2 separate regions of the Homo sapiens genome follow, and region 2 is linked to region 1. A link is a contact called in ENCODE Hi-C or POLR2A ChIA-PET data. All regions are on one chromosome and are shown on one strand. The core of a region is the stretch at or near the end of the contact, and the rest is flanking DNA. Distances in the headings are between cores, read along the strand shown. Region 1 has its middle 770 kb from the start of FAM239C. Region 2 has its middle 890 kb from the start of FAM239C.

What was found. A loop is a pair of places that touch in the nucleus more often than their neighbours do. ChIA-PET counts read pairs that join two places held with the same protein, here RNA polymerase II (POLR2A). Pooled maps may share reads with other maps.
Region 2: a loop to region 1 is called in a map of Calu3, with 4 times the contacts of the local background. The contact joins two enhancer-like sites. A Hi-C loop is called at or near these places in 1 of 168 maps with a recorded cell type or tissue (Calu3) and 1 of 50 pooled maps. POLR2A ChIA-PET finds 5 or more read pairs at or near these places in 1 of 52 experiments (PC-3).

What each region holds. Positions count from the first base shown.
Region 1 is chrX:4,709,156-4,712,392 of GRCh38, reverse strand. No RefSeq gene overlaps it. Among named protein-coding and RNA genes, the nearest start is that of FAM239C, 770 kb to the right of the region's middle. RefSeq lists enhancers at 1,420-1,709, 1,418-1,919, 749-1,948. Within about 2 kb of position 1,657, at least 3 of the 41 ENCODE cell types and tissues checked have a DNase peak (open chromatin) inside an H3K27ac peak, as active enhancers do.
Region 2 is chrX:4,829,312-4,832,548 of GRCh38, reverse strand. No RefSeq gene overlaps it. Among named protein-coding and RNA genes, the nearest start is that of FAM239C, 890 kb to the right of the region's middle. Within about 2 kb of position 1,493, at least 2 of the 41 ENCODE cell types and tissues checked have a DNase peak (open chromatin) inside an H3K27ac peak, as active enhancers do.

The DNA of each region.
Region 1 (3,237 bases), core at 408-2,907:
ATACATTTAGAGAGGAAAAATATCTACTATGAAACAGTCATTCAAAATTTAATGACATTTTTTCTATTTTTATAAAGCCTATTTTATGTGTATTCATGGTCTTAAGCTAATATTTTTGTATCATTTACAAACTATTGCTTGAGATTTGAAAAAAGATATTTCTAAACTTTAGGGATAATTTTAATGCAATTCATATACATTAAAGTCATTTTTTTTTTACATTTGACTCATTCACACCTTTCCCTCTCCTTGCTTCATACTATACATCTAAAAGTTAACTGCTTATAGAAGCATCTTTGCTCTGCTATACCCTGAGTTATTTTTCCAAGACCAGCACTCTCCAACACAACTATTTGAAATAATGCAAATGTTCTATTCTTGGCTGTCCAGTATGGTAGCCACTAGCCATGTATGGGTACAGAGCACTTGAAATGTAGCAATTATAACTCAGATACTGAATGGTTAATCATTATTCATTTTAATTAACTTAAAGTAGTCACATATGGCTAATGACCAATGTAAACCAAAAATAAAATTCTAAGGACCCCAAACCATCTGAATGGGCTTCCTCCTCAGCTAGGGCACTTTTAACCTGAAAGATTTGTTCAGACTATGATGGAAATTGGGGGTCGAATATGCCTCATTACATCTCTCTGGCATTAACATCAACAGACCTTAAGTCTGGTAAGAAGCATTTACAGTTTATTCTTTCTGAAGCCTGCTACTTGGAGGCTGCATCTGCGTAATAAAACTTTGGACTCCATAACCTCTTATTGCGTTGCAGATATTTCCTTTCTATTAATCCCAGGTCTTTGGATAAACTCAACCAATTTTCAACCAGAAAAATTTAAATCTACCTATAACCTGGAAGCACCCCCCTGCCCGCCTTGCTTCAGGTTGTCCTGCCTTTCTGGACTGAACCACTGTCTTTCTTAAATGTATTTGATTGATGTCTCATGTCTCCCTAAAATGTATAAAACCAAGCTGCACCCCGACCATCTTGGACACATGTTCTCAGGATCTCCTGAGGGCTGTGTCACGGGCCAAGGTCACTCATATTTGGCTCAGAATAAATCTCTTCAAATATTTTACAGAGTTGGACTCTCGTCAACACCACCATACTGGGCAGTCCAAGTCTTGCCAAGACCCTCCTCCATTTCTTTACTCAATGTTTTGTTTTTATCAGGAATGACACTGTTGCAGTCTCGCCAGTGCACCACATTGTAGCAGTCTCTCATTGTGAGGTATCACCCAGAGTTCTGTGTCTCATGACTAAGAGAATCAAGGAGCATGGACAGAAAGGATGAAGTTGGAGTGAAAGTTTAATAAGTGAAAGAAGAAAGCTCTCTGCTGCGGAGAGGGGACCTGGAAGAGGGTTGCTGTTTTTACAATTGAATGCAAAGGCTTTTATAAGAAACCAGTGAGGTCTGGGCCTCTCATTTGCATAAGGCACACATATCTAGTAGCTCTACCCCATCCTCCTAATGCACACACGGCCCCTTAGCTTGAGTTAGTCCGTATTGTTTTGTTCCATTTACTGGGCATGTGTCAGGAGATGGAAATTTCCATTGCTTGCATGTCTGGGCAAGTCACCTGTGTAGCCTTTCTTATCTGTGTGGCTGCGGGCATGTCTTGGGCAAGCCCCACTGTGTAACTTCCCTTATCTCTGCCTGCAGGCTGTTCCTTTGTTTCAAAGGATTCAACGGAGGACCCACGCTAACTGCCTGCCTGACTGTTTTTTTCCTTTCTCCTCTCTTACCACCTTTCACTACTTCACCTACCCAAATAGAACCTTTATCTTTAAAGATTCCATAGTCAACATCACCTGCTCCCTATTTATTTTTTTCCTTTGTAGCCCCAAACCTTGTCCCTCTCCATAATTTGACTTTCCTGGATACTCGATTTTTAATTACATTTCCTTTCTGCCTTACATGTATCTTACATCCTCTTCTCCCTTCTGTCCGTTGGTTTAGAAGAGGAAGTTTTGGGTACAAATTATAATACTTGTGTCTTTGTAGTGAATTAGAAAAATATATAACTACATTTTAACGATGAAGGCACAAGATCCTTGGTGAAACTGCTTGGATTGAGATATAAGAATAACCATTTACTAGTTATGTAAACATACAGTGGGTTCACCTTGCCCCCTGCCTAGACAGAGCCCATTTATCAAGACAAGGGAATTACAATGGAGAAGGAGTAATTCATGCACAGCTGGCTGTGCATGAGACCCGAGTTTTATTATTACTCAAATCAGTCTCCCTGAGCATTCAGGGATCAGAGGGGTTTTTTTTTGTTGTTCTCATTTGTGTTTTTGTTTGTTTGTTTGTTTTTGTTTTTGTTTTTGTTTTGAGACAGACTCTCACTTTGTCATCCATGCTGGAGTGCGGTGGTACGATCTCGGCTCACTGCAACCTCTGCCTCCCAGGTTCAAGCGATTCTTGTGCCTCAGCCTCCCAGGTAACTGGGATTACAAGTAAGCACCACCAAGCCTAATTTTTTTTTTTTTTTTTTGTATTTTTAGTAAAGACAGGGTTTCGCCAGGTTGGCCAGGCTGGTCTTGAACTCCTGACCTCAAGTGATCAGCCCACCTCAACTGGCTGGTCTTGAACTCCTTACCTCAAGTGATCAGCCTACCTCAACCTCTCAAAGTTTTGAGATTACAGGCATGAGCCACTGCATCCAGCCAGGACCAGAGTTTTAAAGGATAATTTGGCAGGTAGGGGCTCCAGAAGTGGGGAGTGCTAATTGGTTGAGTTGGAGATGGAATCATAGGGGGTTAAAGTGAGGTTTTCTTGTTGTTTTCTGTTCCTGGGTGGGGTGGCAGAACTGGTTGAGCCAGATTACCTGTCTGAGTGATGTCAGCTGATCGATCCAGTGCAGGGTCTGCAAAATACCTCAAGCACTGATCTGAGGTTTTACAACAGTGGTGTTATCCCCAGGAGCAATTTGAGGAAGTTCAGACTCTTGCAGCCAAAGGCTATATGACCTCTAAACTGTAATTTCTAATCTTGTAGCTAATTTGTTAATACTACAAAGGCAGACTGGTCCCAGGCACGAAGAGTTTTTTGTTCAGGAAAGAGTTATTATCAATTTTGTTTCAGAGTCAAACCATAAACTGAATTCCTTCCCAAGACTAGATCGGCCTACACCCAGGAATGAAGAAGGACAGTTTAAAGATTAGAAGCAAGATGGAGTTGGTTAGGTCTGACCTCTTTCACTGTCATAATTTCCTCA
Region 2 (3,237 bases), core at 244-2,743, 120 kb before region 1:
TTATTATTTCTCTATCTTCCACTTGTAGAACAATTAAATTATGCATGTCAACCACTTATCCTTGATACAGTATTGGTGAAATGTTGAGTATGGATTTAATGTTCATTCATTTGCTTGATTGGCTGTCTTTGGAGTCACTTTTTAAAATTTGGAGTAATTTTATGTGGAGTAACTTTAAATTTTTTAATTATTATTGGTATATAATAGTAGTATATGTTTATGAGGTACAAGTGCTGTTTTGATACAGGCAGACAACGTGTAATGATCAAATCAGGCTAACTGGAATGCCCATCACCTCAAGCATTCATCATTTCTTTGTGTTAGGAACATTCCAATTCCATTATTTTAGTTATTTTAAAATGTATAACAAATTATTGTTAACTATATTCACCCTATTGTACTACTGAACAGTAGATCTTATTCATTCTATCTGACTGTATTTTTGTACACATTAATCATCCACACTTTGCCCCTCTCCCTACTACCCTTCCCAGCCTCTGGTAACTGCCATTCTACTCCCTATCTCCCTGGGTTCAATTTTTAGCATTTTTAACATTTACATATGAATGAGAACATGTGAAAGTTGTCTTTCTGTGGCTGGTTTGTTTCACTTAACATAATGTCCCCCAATTCCATCCATGTTGTTGCAAATGACAGCATTGCATTCTTTTTTATGCTGAATAATATTCTCTTGTGTATATATGACATTTTCTTTATTCATTCATCCATTTATAAACACTTAGATTACTCCCAAATCTTGGCTATTGTGAAATAGTGTTGCAATAAACAAGGGATTGCAGATATCTCTTTGATGTACTGATTTCCTTTACGTTGGATAGATATCCAATAGTGGAATTGCTGGATCATATAGTAGTTCTGTTTTTAGTTTTTTGAGGAACCTCCATACTGTTTTTCATAATGGTTGTACAAATTTATATTCCCATCAACACTCTAGGAGAGTTTCTCTTTGACCATATCTTTGCCAGCATTAAGAAATATTCTTTAATGTTTCTGAATGTCTCCTAAGTTTGAAATATTTTTTTCATATATTTACAATTGAATGGTAACAGTTGAGGGTAAGGGATACTTCCAAAAGGTGATGGCTAAGCGAAATGAAAAACAGTTGTAATACCTGACACAGGGCTTCACTTGTTTCACGCAAAAAATAATCAAATGGGAATAGGATAGGGTGGCAGCCAGTATAGCAAATCAGAGAAAATCAAGAAATGTTAAATAGAAGATTTATTATTCCCTCTGGGAAAATGAACTGGCCATTTTCCAGAGAAAATGCAGGGAATGGCCACTCCTCTAAAACCGTGTTTTTTCAGAAAAACTTGCTTGTGGCTGAGGTTGGGACGCCTGTGGGTCTTTTTCACCAGAACATTTTTCAGCCTTCTCGTTCTCTCTCAGAGAATGGCACCTCTTGTTCATGACGCATTGCGCTGGAATGTCAAATAATATCGTAGGTTATTCAGCAAACAATGAGTCCAGACTTTTCTGTTGACTGAGCTTCTTTAATCAAGGTAGCCTAGACCACAGCTAGGGATTTGCATTTTTCCCAGTCTCGTTCCTATTTCTGTGAGGGCTGAAAACTTCTGGCCCATGAGAAGATACTCTGAATTCAGATTGATAGCAGAATTACACAGAAGGAGTGGTGATAACTTTCACTTAATAACCCTGCATTTTTCTGCCTATTTTCAAAGAAGGAATTGCTCTGGGGGGAACATCGTAAAAAAACAAAACAAAAAGATTATCTGTAGAAAATTAAATACCAAGAGTGGTGACCCCTTATGTGATCCCGTGGACAAACACATGGCAGAATCCTATACCTTGCTTATCTATCCATCTTACAATTAGATTTTGAAGCTCTATAGTAAACATGCAGAAAAATAACACTAATCTACAAATCACTGCCCTTTCTGCTTTTATATTTTTCAGTATTCTCAAGAGTCGCAAAGAGGTTGGTGAATTCTCCCAATCACTCTTGTCTCAAACTATGGCTCAGTTTTACATTATTTTAGAAAAAAAGTGGCCAAAAGTCACAGGTGTACGCCAAACAAGAGTCATATAACTTCTAGTAAAAGAAGCACGTAGTGGAGTTAAGATGCCGTCTTCTCTTTTAATGAGAATTATAACTTGAAAGAGGACCTTTTTTTATTATCATTTGCCAAAAGGTTATTGGATGCTATAGAACAAGTCTTTTGCTTTCTATACATGTTTATGTATTTACTCCTATCATGTATTTATTAGATTAATGGGGACTATACTGTGAATTTTGCTGAACATATGCAGTTGCCAATATTATTTCATAAATGTAGTTTCAATAATGTTTCATAAAACATTTGCAAATCTTGTACTTATTAGAGGCTAAATATGGTCTCATCTTCTCAGTGCTATTTTTCCATGACATATGTCTTATTCTAGGAATAAGTAGACTCAATCCCTCTGTACATAAAGTAGTGAAAAAATCTTCACTCTTATATTGAGCAGCATATTCCAAAGTGATAAACTCATTATTTTTGAATGTAATTATTTATTGTAAAAATGTAGTGGTTGCATTACTTTTGAATGCAACTATTATATATGTGTGTGTACACACCTACATATATAGAGGTGATAAACAGTGCGCTTTTAATAATTATGATAATTAATCCAGAAGAAAAAGAATTAACACTTTCTGATGTTAGGAGCTATGATTCACACAATGATAAAAGATATCCAAATAAAAGAACCTATAGATAAGATCTTTATAGGAATGGCTTGGAATTGAAGGTATGAGTGTGAATTGATTATTCCTAAAATATGCATAGGTAAGTGTATTTACCAGTACATGTGCATACGCATATCTGTAAGTGTGTGTATGTAAGCCCAGGCATGTGTATATTAGTGTGTAAATACATATAATTCCTGTATCACTTCACTGAAATATCCAAGAAGAAGCAAAGACACCCATTAGCAATGAGCACACCCTAGCATCCAGATTACTTATCTCTTACCTGGCATCATTATAGGTATGACCAACTCCAGTTTTGTGGCTGGGTAGATATGAAAAGAGCCTGAAATATCTTCCAATAGTCAAAATGTAAGAAAGTGCTCAACAATATTACAAGGGCATGTCAGAAAGACGTAGGAGCCAGAATGAAGAACATCCCATTTCTCGGATAATTTAAGCACCAAATAAAATAAGTACAATAATAAACTATAAACCTTTCAAAAAATAGCAATGCATCTGTTCAT